Regions from separate parts of the Mus musculus genome. Here region 2 is linked to region 1. The links are chromatin loops, found by intact Hi-C in ENCODE. Cell type or tissue: heart. All regions are shown on one strand. Links, peaks and the distances in the headings refer to the core of each region. The heading gives the core; the rest is flanking DNA.

What was found. Hi-C counts contacts between places; a loop is a spot of excess contacts. Peaks named below come from ENCODE experiments on the same cell type or tissue, not always from the same donor. Only the 100,000 strongest peaks of a DNase experiment are listed, where the experiment ranks them.
Region 2: a loop joins it to region 1, with 6 times the contacts of the local background. A loop is called at or near these places in 7 of 42 quality-filtered maps.

Annotation. Positions count from the first base shown.
Region 1 is chrX:139,216,302-139,221,684 of GRCm38, forward strand. All of the region lies in intron 4 of Pwwp3b (PWWP domain containing 3B), which reads left to right. Among named protein-coding and RNA genes, the nearest start is that of Pwwp3b, 8.9 kb to the left of the region's middle. In heart, for the core only: a CTCF peak has its summit at 2,911 (motif pointing right); no DNase peak of the experiment used is centred there; H3K4me3 peaks cover 1,748 bases; H3K27ac peaks cover 1,568 bases.
Region 2 is chrX:139,366,605-139,371,987 of GRCm38, forward strand. No RefSeq gene overlaps it. Among named protein-coding and RNA genes, the nearest start is that of Platr21, 13 kb to the left of the region's middle. In heart, for the core only: CTCF peaks have their summits at 481 (motif pointing left) and 2,709 (motif pointing right); no DNase peak of the experiment used is centred there.

The DNA of each region.
Region 1 (5,383 bases), core at 239-5,238:
TTAGAAAGGACTAAAATGTGTGAAAAGGTTTAGAAGGATGAATAAGACTTGATTATACCCACACACTGTCATATACACCACACACACTCACGCACACACATAAACAACACATTCTCACACACACACCCCACACACAAACGCATACACACACGTGCCCCACACACATAAACAACACATTCTCACAATCACAAACACATATACATACGTGCCCCACACACACTCATATACACACACACACACACACATAAACAACACATTCACACACACAAACACATACACACACATGCCCCCCACACACTCATATGCACACACTCATAAACAGTACACACATTCACACACACACACACACCACAGCAAGTGGTGGGGGAAGCATATAATCTCAGGACCAGGAAAATTAATCTTTCAAAGACTTAATTTTCCCCCAAATAAGGTATTATTAATTCACCTCAATCACGAAGAAGGGCATGGCAAATATTTTAAATACATTTTGAGCCGCTGGATCTTAATTTAGTTTGCAGAAATAAAATGGCAGAATAAACAAAACAAAACATTTATGTGTTGCAAAAAGCTATTCTTATGTAGGTCTTCAGTTTATGTTAAAGGCATTTCTGCAGTGTTTTCGGGGAGGGGATCGCCCACCCTGGCGCTCTGACTGCAAAGTAAAGGACACATGTTGCCTTTTCTGCTTTCCAGTTTGAAAAAAAAAAAAAAAAGCACGTTGCTTTTTTCAGACTGAAACAAGTCTGAGTTGGAGCTGGTGGCTTTCGCCCCTCCCCGAGGGGCTCTTCCCCTGCAGCCCCCAGCATGCGAAGGGGAGGAGCTTATGCCTGCTTGTGGGAAGCGCGCAGCAGCGCTCGTCCTGGGGGAGGGGCTGCACTTCTCCAGGCGGCAGCAGCAGACTAGGAGCTAGGAGGTAATGGCTGTCTTAAAGCCCGTTATTTTCTGGCAATTTCGTCGCGCTTCGGTGGGAAGGTGGAAAAAGAAAATAGAGATTATTGCCGGGGAGAGGTGGGAATGCAATAATGTTTTGATAGATCTGTCCTAACTCGGGTGGAATTAATCTTGTGGAATTTGGGGTTTTCGGATAATTTGAAAGTCCATAGTGTGGGGAGAGGTGATCAGATTGCAGCTTCTAAAATAAGACTTCAGTGAGGCATGCCGTTCATGTTCATTTTCTTACGTGGCATTCCATGTTTTTGTCTCCGGTACAGTTTTTTTTTTTTTAATCGGATTTTGTTTTAAACATTTGCATTCTGCCAAAAAACTGGCAGAAAACGCAAACATAAAATGAATGACATAGAAAGATACATGGGCTTGGAAGGAGATTTAGATACGCTGTTGAGTGATATCACTTGTAAAAAAAAAAATGCGTGTTTTCCTGACTGGGGGCGGGGGCGGGAAACTAGACTCCTTGTGTCTCCCACTGTTTGGGTGTAGTTGGTGGTGGCAGAAGTGAGACATAACCTTTCCTTTATATTTTAACTGCTTTCAGCATTTTCAGAATTGCTTTATTCCCTGATAATTTTTATAATTAGAAAAGCAAAATGATGCTGAGATAGCAGACTATTTTATTTCAAACACACTCGTGCGCGCGCACACACACATACACACACACACACACACACACAAGTCCACACAGAGATACGTGCTCTCATAACCCTTTCTTTTTGCTGAGAGAGGAATTTTTTTTCTGGACCCAGTCAAGCAAGGAGCCAAGTTGGGTAGACTACAGCCCTGCGTGTATCCTGCTTGTGAGGGCGCCTCTCAGGCCACAGGTAGAGAGAGCAGTGAACCGTAAGAACCATTCTTTTCTTTCTTTCTTTTCTTTTTTTCTGTGTTATCTCAGTTTAAAAGCGAGCTCGGGGACTTGGTTTAACTCTCTAAGCAGTTTTAAAAGTGTTCTGCAGCACGATACTTCAATCCTATGGAATGTCCCAATACTGCCAAATAAAGGTCTGAAGCTGTGCTTTGACAAGCTGTCTCCAAAGTACAAGTCGGTGGAAGAAAGTAAGTTTAGAATGCCTTCAGTGTTGTAAGTTATTTAAAGAGAAAAACTATGATTAACAAAGTGTGTGTCAGCAAATCAGGGAAAAAAAAGGCGGGGTGGTGATCTTCTAATGGAATTTGTATGTGATGGGGTAGAAGCAGTCTTAACCATCTCTGTTTTAAAGTAGCCCCTGTTTGTTTGTTTTGTTCTGTTTTGTTTTGAAACAGGCTCTCTATAGACCAGGCTTCCCTGGAGCTATGGAGTTCTAGGCTGCCTTTTTAACAGTCCTCATGCCTCAGCCCATTGAATGATGAGAATGTAGGCATGAACAAACGTGCTGGACTTAAAATCATCTTTAATTTGCATTTAGTCACTTTGCAATAATATTGAAAAAAACTTGGAATAACATGCTTCAAAGTTGGGGCAGGGGATAGAATTTAAAACAGTGCATTATAATGAACCAAACTGGCTGCCAGGTATGGTGTCTTGTATCTGTAATCCCAGCATTCAAGAGCCTACGGCAGGAGGATTGCCTTGAGTTTTAAAGTTAACTTGTGATGTGCAGATCAGCCTGGGTTGCAGAACAGCCCCCTGATTAAAAGAGCCAAAACAAACAAAAAAGCTGTTTTCTAATAATATGTATGAATATATACACTCTACAGGCAATTATTAGTAGAGTTAATCTTTCCAAAATTATACTTTTTGTAGCTTCCCCATATTTAATATTTTCAGTAGACATGACATTTATCTATAGTAAAGACTTTTGTAAGTAGAGACATTTGGATTCCACCTTTTGTGCAATGTATAACAAAGCTCTGATTTTCAGCCTGGTATATTCTAGAAGCCTGAGAAAGCTGCTGGCTGGCAAGATGTAGTTCCCACCCTTCTCACAAGGACATGGTAGTGACAGTTCTGCTTCTGGACACAAGATGGCGCTTGCCAGATAGCTTAATTCTTCTCCAGACAAGTGTTTTTATGAAGTGAGCAAACAAAACAGTGAAACACATTTTGTATTATTAAAGTGTAAGGCAGCAAGTAGTATATAATGGGAATTCATTTGAAAACCTCTTTGTGTGTGAGGAAGACAAAGCCCCATCGAAGACTGATGTGAGGGCTCTAAACATTTCAAATGGAGGTCATATGCTCTGGCTCATAGTTATTTCCGTTCTCTTCTGTCTCTGCCTGGTCATTTTCTGTTAGCAAAATGGCATGCCTACAACAGTCTTGATAGGGAATTTTATTTACACTTTTTATCCATTTTAAGAGTTTGATTCTCTGCTCCTTTTTGGCACCATCTCAGCTAATACCACATTTGCAAGTGGCATGAGCAGTGCACCTGTGGTCCATGTGAGCACGAGAAAGCCTGTGCAATGGCAGAAATGCCCAGCAGAGTCCAGACTCTGCTGGGAAAGCAGCTGGAGTGAGAAGCAAGACAGCTGGATCACAGGCCCAGACCACCACAGGTCACGTGACAGAGGGTACAAGCCCTCCATTTCATGAAACAGTTCATGTGAAAAACATAGGAAGTTGAAGAGTCGAAGTAGGGTTTCTTTTGTTTCTGGTTCGGTAGCCATGACATAGCAAATGAAAAAGCACACATTGTAATGCTGGGAAAGAAAGAAGTACAGGTGGTTCTCTATGGCCAATGATTCCATTTGAGTTTCTTCAGCTTTATTCTGCTTCAGAAAACACTGGCCCTCAGTAGGAAGTATGCTTTGAATCTGTTTCTTTTCCTAGACTTGGACTACTGTGTAGTGCCACTCAACTTTCTTGTCAATGCAGGGTAGCAGCAGTGGGCCACAGCTTTCAAATTACTCAAAGTGCTGTTTCCCTTTTGGCACAGCCTCAGTTAATATCACAATTGCAAGTGATGTAGGCAGTGGCCTGTGATCCATTTTGAGCCCCCCCTCCCTAAAAAAAATGTCAGTGCAAATGCAGGTGTGTCCAGCAGAGTAAAGGCTCCACTGGAACTCAGCTGGAGTGAGAATCAAGACAACGTTCAGTCATGTGGTCATGACAGGAAACTGTTTGGGGCAGAGCACTGTTGCCAGTGCTCTTTTTGTTTGTTTGCTCCCTTGTTTATTTTGTGTGTGTGGGGGGGGGGTTGTCTGTGTGACACCTATGTGTAATACCCTTGAAGACAAAGGAAGGTGATGAGCCCCTGGCACAGGAGTTAGAAATGGTTTGTGAACCACCATGTGGCTGCTGGGATTCAAGCCCAGGACCTTTGAAAAAAATAGCCAGTGCATTTAACCATTCCTCCAGCCCCCTGTGGTTTGTTTTTTTGAGATAAGGTCTTACTCTATAGTCCAGGCCAGCCTGATACTGGCTATGTAGACTAGATTGGTCTAGAATTTACAGCCCTCTGCCTGTCTCTGCTTCCTTACTGCTGGAATTATATGGAACCACAGCCATCTCTACTAGTGATTCTGGAGTGAGAGAGGGGGCAGTGTGTGTCTCTCTGTGTGTGTGTCTGTGTGTATGTGTGTGTCTGTCTGTATGTGTGTTTATCCTAGTATGTCCACACAACAACTCAAATGTGGTTTAACTGTGATGGTTTCAAGGTCTAATGAATTCCTTTGAATGTGACTGTAAGTTGAGGAAAATGTATGTTAAAACTCTACAATGACATTAGAAAAATATTCACAATGATAGCTACTTTTGGAAGTCTGTCGTGTCCAAGCCAACCATATGACTCACAAGAAAAGCTTGGAAAGCACCCTGACAATTCGTAGCTATGTCAGTCATTCCAAACCTCTGACTGTCATCCTCTTAATGATAGTTTACTATGTTATCTGGGCCAGCGGGAGGAGACACAGACCCTGAATTCTATCAGGCTGATATGGGTAGATAAAGAGTTCTGGCAATTTACCCAAGTTAAAAGAGCAATCCCTAGACTAAACTGTGAAAGCTGCAAGACTACCCAAGTAATCACGGAAATGGTATCCCTGATGGAGTCCCTGCGCCCCTGCCTGTCTCCCATTTGTCAGCAGCACACATACTCATTCCCTTCATACAGTGGCTGCAATGAACCTAGGTCCTAGCACATTAGAAAAGTACCTTTGTAAAATAATTTAAATAATCTTCCTAGCCACAGACTTAGGTCTTGACCTAGTGCCTATAATTTTTTCTTTATTTTTAAAAGATTTATTTGTGTGTGTGTGTGTGTGTGTGTGTGTGTGTGTGTGTGTGTGTGTGTGTGTATGCATGCGTGTCCGTGTCCATGGAAGCCAAAAAAGGGATGTTGGATTTCCTAGAGCTGGAGTTGTAGGCAGTTGTGAGCTTCCTGATATTGTGCTGGGAAAATGAACTCAGATTAGCTGAAAGAGCAGCAGGCATTATAAACTGCTGAAACAGTCCTCCACCCTCCCCAACTCTTTTTTAAACCACTATCTT
Region 2 (5,383 bases), core at 261-5,260, 150 kb after region 1:
TCTCCACCTACTTTCTGAAATCCTGAGCACGTTATGGGGGCTCAGAGATATGCCTCTTATAGCCATTCCCGGCTCCCTGGGGCTCCAGCAAATCTAAGCATTTTTGCCACCGCAGGGGTTAGGAGAAAGTTTAGGAAAGCTTCCCAATGCGTTTTATGGTGAGGATTTGATTCAGCAGGAATTCTCCATCTGGACAGTACTCCCAAGAGTACTTTGACATTTTTCATAGTGCTTTTTCGCCCCAAGTGTACACCCCCAAGACAAAGCTTGGAGAACTGTAGAGTAACTTCAGTGATTATGGTCACCCCAAGATGAAACCTTATCTTTTATCCAGGAAGTGCAAAATTGAAGTGAAAGTTCTTTACTAACACTGTAGAGGGGGTGGGAGGAAGGCAAAGGTCAACAGATAGGTTCTTCAAGAAAGTACCTAGCAAACCAGGGCATTCCAATGGCCTGCTGTTCTAGCTCCATCATGTGGAAAGGCCTGGCATTTTTATCTGTCACTGTAAAAAACATGCTGGAAAAAAAAAAGCCCAACACTTTATTATGAACCAACACAAAAGACCATATGCTCTAGGAACACAAACTCACATTAAGTACATGAGCTCTAGATAAACATGGTTTCCTCTATAAATGGATTACGCAAGTCTTTTATAGTCTCAAGAAGGAAGGAGATGAAGTCATCAGGGAGATAAACTACAAAACCATGAGGCCATCCTTCTCAAGGTTCAGGTAGCCTCTCCTCCCCAGTTGTTGGGAGAGGAAGGTCATTCTTTATGTAGGATGTGGCTATTGGTAAGTTTCCTGTACTCCAGTGGATGGCCCCACACCCATGCACACATGGGCAGCGCTACCTATACTGTATTATTAGAAAAAAATGAAAGCACTCTTGTTGGGGGTATATAGAAGTAGTTGAGGGGGCATGGGATTATATATGATCATATTCTATTGGCTACTCACATGAACATCTCAAAAAAATTTTTTTAAGATTTAAATACAGGTCATAGGTCATTGAGCCTAACATACATCACAAATTCCAGAGTGAAGTCATAGAAAACAGTAAGGCAGACACAGAGGCCAGTGAGAACTGGCTTACAGAGGAGCCTAAGGAGTCCAACACAATTCAAGTTTCTTTGTTTATAAGGCTCCCTTCCTTGGGGGTTCTCATTCAGGAAATGTAAACAGTTAGGAAACACACCACATGGTGTCTCTGGAAGGATTACAGTTCACAAACTAGAAGGCTCTTGCCACTACTGTGAATACTGCCCTCATGGACCAGAGGATGAAAAAAATCTCTCTACTTAATTCTATAATCTGTGGGGTTTTTTTGTTTTTGTTGTTGTTGTTGTCGCTGTTTTTGCCTATCGCAAAGCAATTCAGGAGGGGGCCTTTCCAGAGCCTTGCATAAAATGAATGATGAACAATATAGACCCATAGTGTTCACTATTGTTAGTCCTCCTAAGGCATGTATGTGGAAAGCTTGAAATCCAAGTGGACTTAAAGTTCGTTTTTTTTTTGTTAGCTCAACTGTTCAAACGGAAACATGTCCTCTTCTCCTCTTTGCTCAGTAGTAGGTGAAAGTAATTAAGCTTGACTGTGCCTTGCTCTGATGGCCAATTCTAATTGTCAATTTATTTGGATTAAGAAATGCCTAGGAGGAATGGCAACATGGCTCCCTGGTTAAGAGCACATACTATTCTTCCAGGGGACTTGAGTAAGATTTCCAGTAACCATGTTAGATAGCTCACAACCATCTATAAATCTCAGCCCCAGGGTGATCCTATACTTCTGGCTTTTGGAGACACTCGAATTCATCTGCTTATACACCCATACACACATAATTTAAAAAAGAAATATGTTCTACACACAAATGGCCAGGAGTGTTCATTAAGCATATTTGGAATTAATTTCTAGAGAGGCGTTTTAACTGATGTGGAAAGACCTCCTAAGAATGTGAGTGACAGGATTCCTTGGCCTGGAGGACCAGAGAAGAAAATGTGTAGAACACTAGCATCTCCCTTTGTCTGGTTCCTGATTCTCCCAGATGTCAGTGAACAGCCTTATGCTTCTGCAGCTACAGCCACAAGCTACTCCCACTATGCTTTTTCACTATGATGGACTATATCCTCAGACCATGAGCCCAACTAAATTCTTCCTTTAAGCTGCTCCTTATCCTGCATTTAGTCAGACCAATGAGACTATTAAGCAAACTATCTACAACTGCAAACTCTCATTGACTAGGAACTATCTGAGCTGGCAGTTTTGCACAGCTTAGGATTTTTACTGTTGATGAGCCATTTTTAAATGACTTGACTTTTGTAAACAAGTGCTGCGTGCCTTCCTGCCTTTAAAAAGGCAGTGAATGGCTTTTATACGTCGTCTTCATTCCCCTTATTCTTGCAGCAAATGCTTCTCTGCCACTTAAATGCAAGAGAAGAAAAAGAACTCAGGGGAGCCCATATGCCACTGGTCATATCCTGGCCACCCAAGTATCACTGAACACAGAAGTCTTATCCATCAGAAATGGGACAGTTTTTAGGTCATTCTCCTAAGTACCCGAGTTATACACATGGAAAAAACTGAATCCTAGAGAAGGAAGAAAAAAAAAAGAATTGGTTCAAGATTTCTAAGCAGCAGAGGTCAAAATTAGCGTCTTGTAATATGACTAGATTTGCCTACTTCAGACACATCTTTGGCTAGTATTTCTGGGAACCACCAGCAGGTGGGGGTAGATTTGTTTGAAATCAGGCTGTTCTGTTTGGAGCATCCTGAAATCACATCCCATAATCAGACCCACATTTATTAGACAAAACTTAGCTGAAGCCCCCCCCCCTTTTTTTACTTGTAGGTGTCCTCGTAACTATAAAGGTTGCCCCAAAGTAGATGACAATGATAAATTCAATTTCAAAACTTCGTAGCCCAAATTCACATAGCAAATGGCCCAAAACTCAGAGAAAAATACAAACAGGCCAGTATAACTTGTAGGAGTTGAACTTCTGTCTAGTTAATTTATTAGGATATCCAAATTGAATAGACTTAAATCTGAGTTTTGATTTATGTTATAAAAGAAAGAGGACTAGTATAGGAGTTCCTCCGATCTGGGTTCTGACTTCCTTCTTACAAGAAGTTAAGACAGACAACATATAGAAATCCTTCAGAGGCAAGACAGGAAACACTATCTGACCTAGCCAGAGCCACACATCCCCCACGCAGTAAATGCTTATTCTGTGAACCAATAAAGTAGGAAAAGGGAGTTTTTAGTCCAACCACCCAAACTGAAGAATTTGATTTCTATTTTAAAGCTAAAAGCGAACTTTTAAAGATTTCTACTTGTCCCTTGAAAAATAACATTATCTAAGTGCTAAGTGGTATCTTTTTTTTTTTAAAAAGATTTATTTACTTATTTTATGTATGCGAATACACCATCATTCTCTTCAGACACACCAGAAGAGGGTATCAGACCCCATTACAGATGGTTGTGAGCTACCATGTGATTGTTGGGAATTGAACTCAGGACCTCTGGAAGGCCAGTCAGTGCTCTTAACTGCTGAGCCATCTCTCCAGCCCTTTTAAGTGGTATCTTAGAAAGAGGCTTTAGCTACTTTGTGGAGAGCAACTGGAAGGAAGACATACTCCAGAAAAGGACAGGGGTTAGCACAACAGCACACAAATTGCCTTATAGGAGTCTTGGGCTCCTTAATATGGTTAAACTGTTGCAATGAATATAACTACAAACTAGACAGAATATAAAAGAAATGCATTAAGAACTAAGAAGTGGTTAAATGGAACTAAACAACGAGAGCCAGAAAGCTCCAGTACTGAAATCTTCTTTTCCCTAAGGGCATTTGCCGATTCCAGAAAAACGAGTTCAGAAACTGGGCTGTAATTTCTGTGGCCTTCTGCACAGAAGGGACAGAATTTGTAGCTCCAGGCCCAGAGGAGCCTCGTATCTTTTAGACCAGCAGCTGCTTTCGGCTCTGACTCTGGGTAGCTTCCTCCATGGAAAAGTGGTGAGCCAACCTTTTTACAAATTTATTGGCTAGCTGTCCCCTTACCAAGAAAGTCCATAGAACCTCAAGTCGCAAGCGGAATGCTTAGATGGTAGAATCCCTAGGTGTTGCTTTCTTAGGCTCAGTGGGTAAAGGAACATGTTTAGAGGGTCCCAGAGCCCACATGATAAAAGCAGAGAATAAATACCTGAAGGTAATCCTCTATCACATACACTCTGCAGCATGAGTAAACACACACACACACACATACACACACACACACACACACACACACACACACACACATACACACACACACACACACACACACACACACACACACACACACACACACCCCAAGCTGTCCTTAAACTTGTGATTGTCCAAGCCCAACTTTGTAAGTGCTTATACTATGGGCATGCGCCACCATCCCTAGCTAATGCTTAATCGTCATATGATTTCTGTTTGTTCTGCTGACCACCCAACGTTAAATCTGGTCCTAAGTGAAAACTACATAAAAGTGATCATGCTTTATGGTTTGTATGCGCTCTTACTACATCTTTACAACTTCAGTCTTGGCCATGTTTACGCATTCTCCTGGGCTCTCTGTGCCCAGCTGATGTCTAGTTCCCAGAGTTTTATATTTGGATAAGAAGCTAAAAATGCAATCGTCTCACTTGAGGGAGGGAGTTCTTTCCTATGGAGAGGTGTTCATACAAGCACTCAATGGCCACTTCAGAATGGCCACTCTGCGCCCTGTCATTTGTTACTTTGTGGGCTCTTTAATCCTCTGAATCTCAACTTTTCAGATAGCGATCTAAGCTGAAAGGGGCTCTCTTTGATTTTCCAAAGAGAATTTCAAGAGTTTTTATTTTCCATCAGGCATTCATCTGTTTTAAAAGACAATATTTTAGGTAGTTGTAAACAACAACACTACCAACAACAACAACAACAACAAAACAGCCATATAACTACCATAGCAAACTGTGTTCAAGACAACTGATTTCACAGTGTTGTGCTCTGACTTTCACACACATTGTTGTGTCACATATATATCGTACACACACATGCACACACTCTTGCACACACAGAGACACGCTGTGTGCACGCACAAACATTTTTGTTTAATATTAGATGAAAGCTGTCTCAAAGAAAATACATTGAGAAGGCAGAATTGCTCTCTGTGTCTCTGTCCTGTCTCTCTGTCTGTCTCTCTGGTGTGTGTGTGTGTGTGTGTGTGTGTGTGTGTGTGTGTGTGTGTGTATTGACTGAGAACAAGCCAGCCAGAAGACTGTCTAACAATGAAACTGTTACGTGTTTTTTGAGTGAAAGATAACTAAATAAAAAGGAAGGACGTGACTACTCCTAGGTATGGTGGAGGAGAGATTTATTGT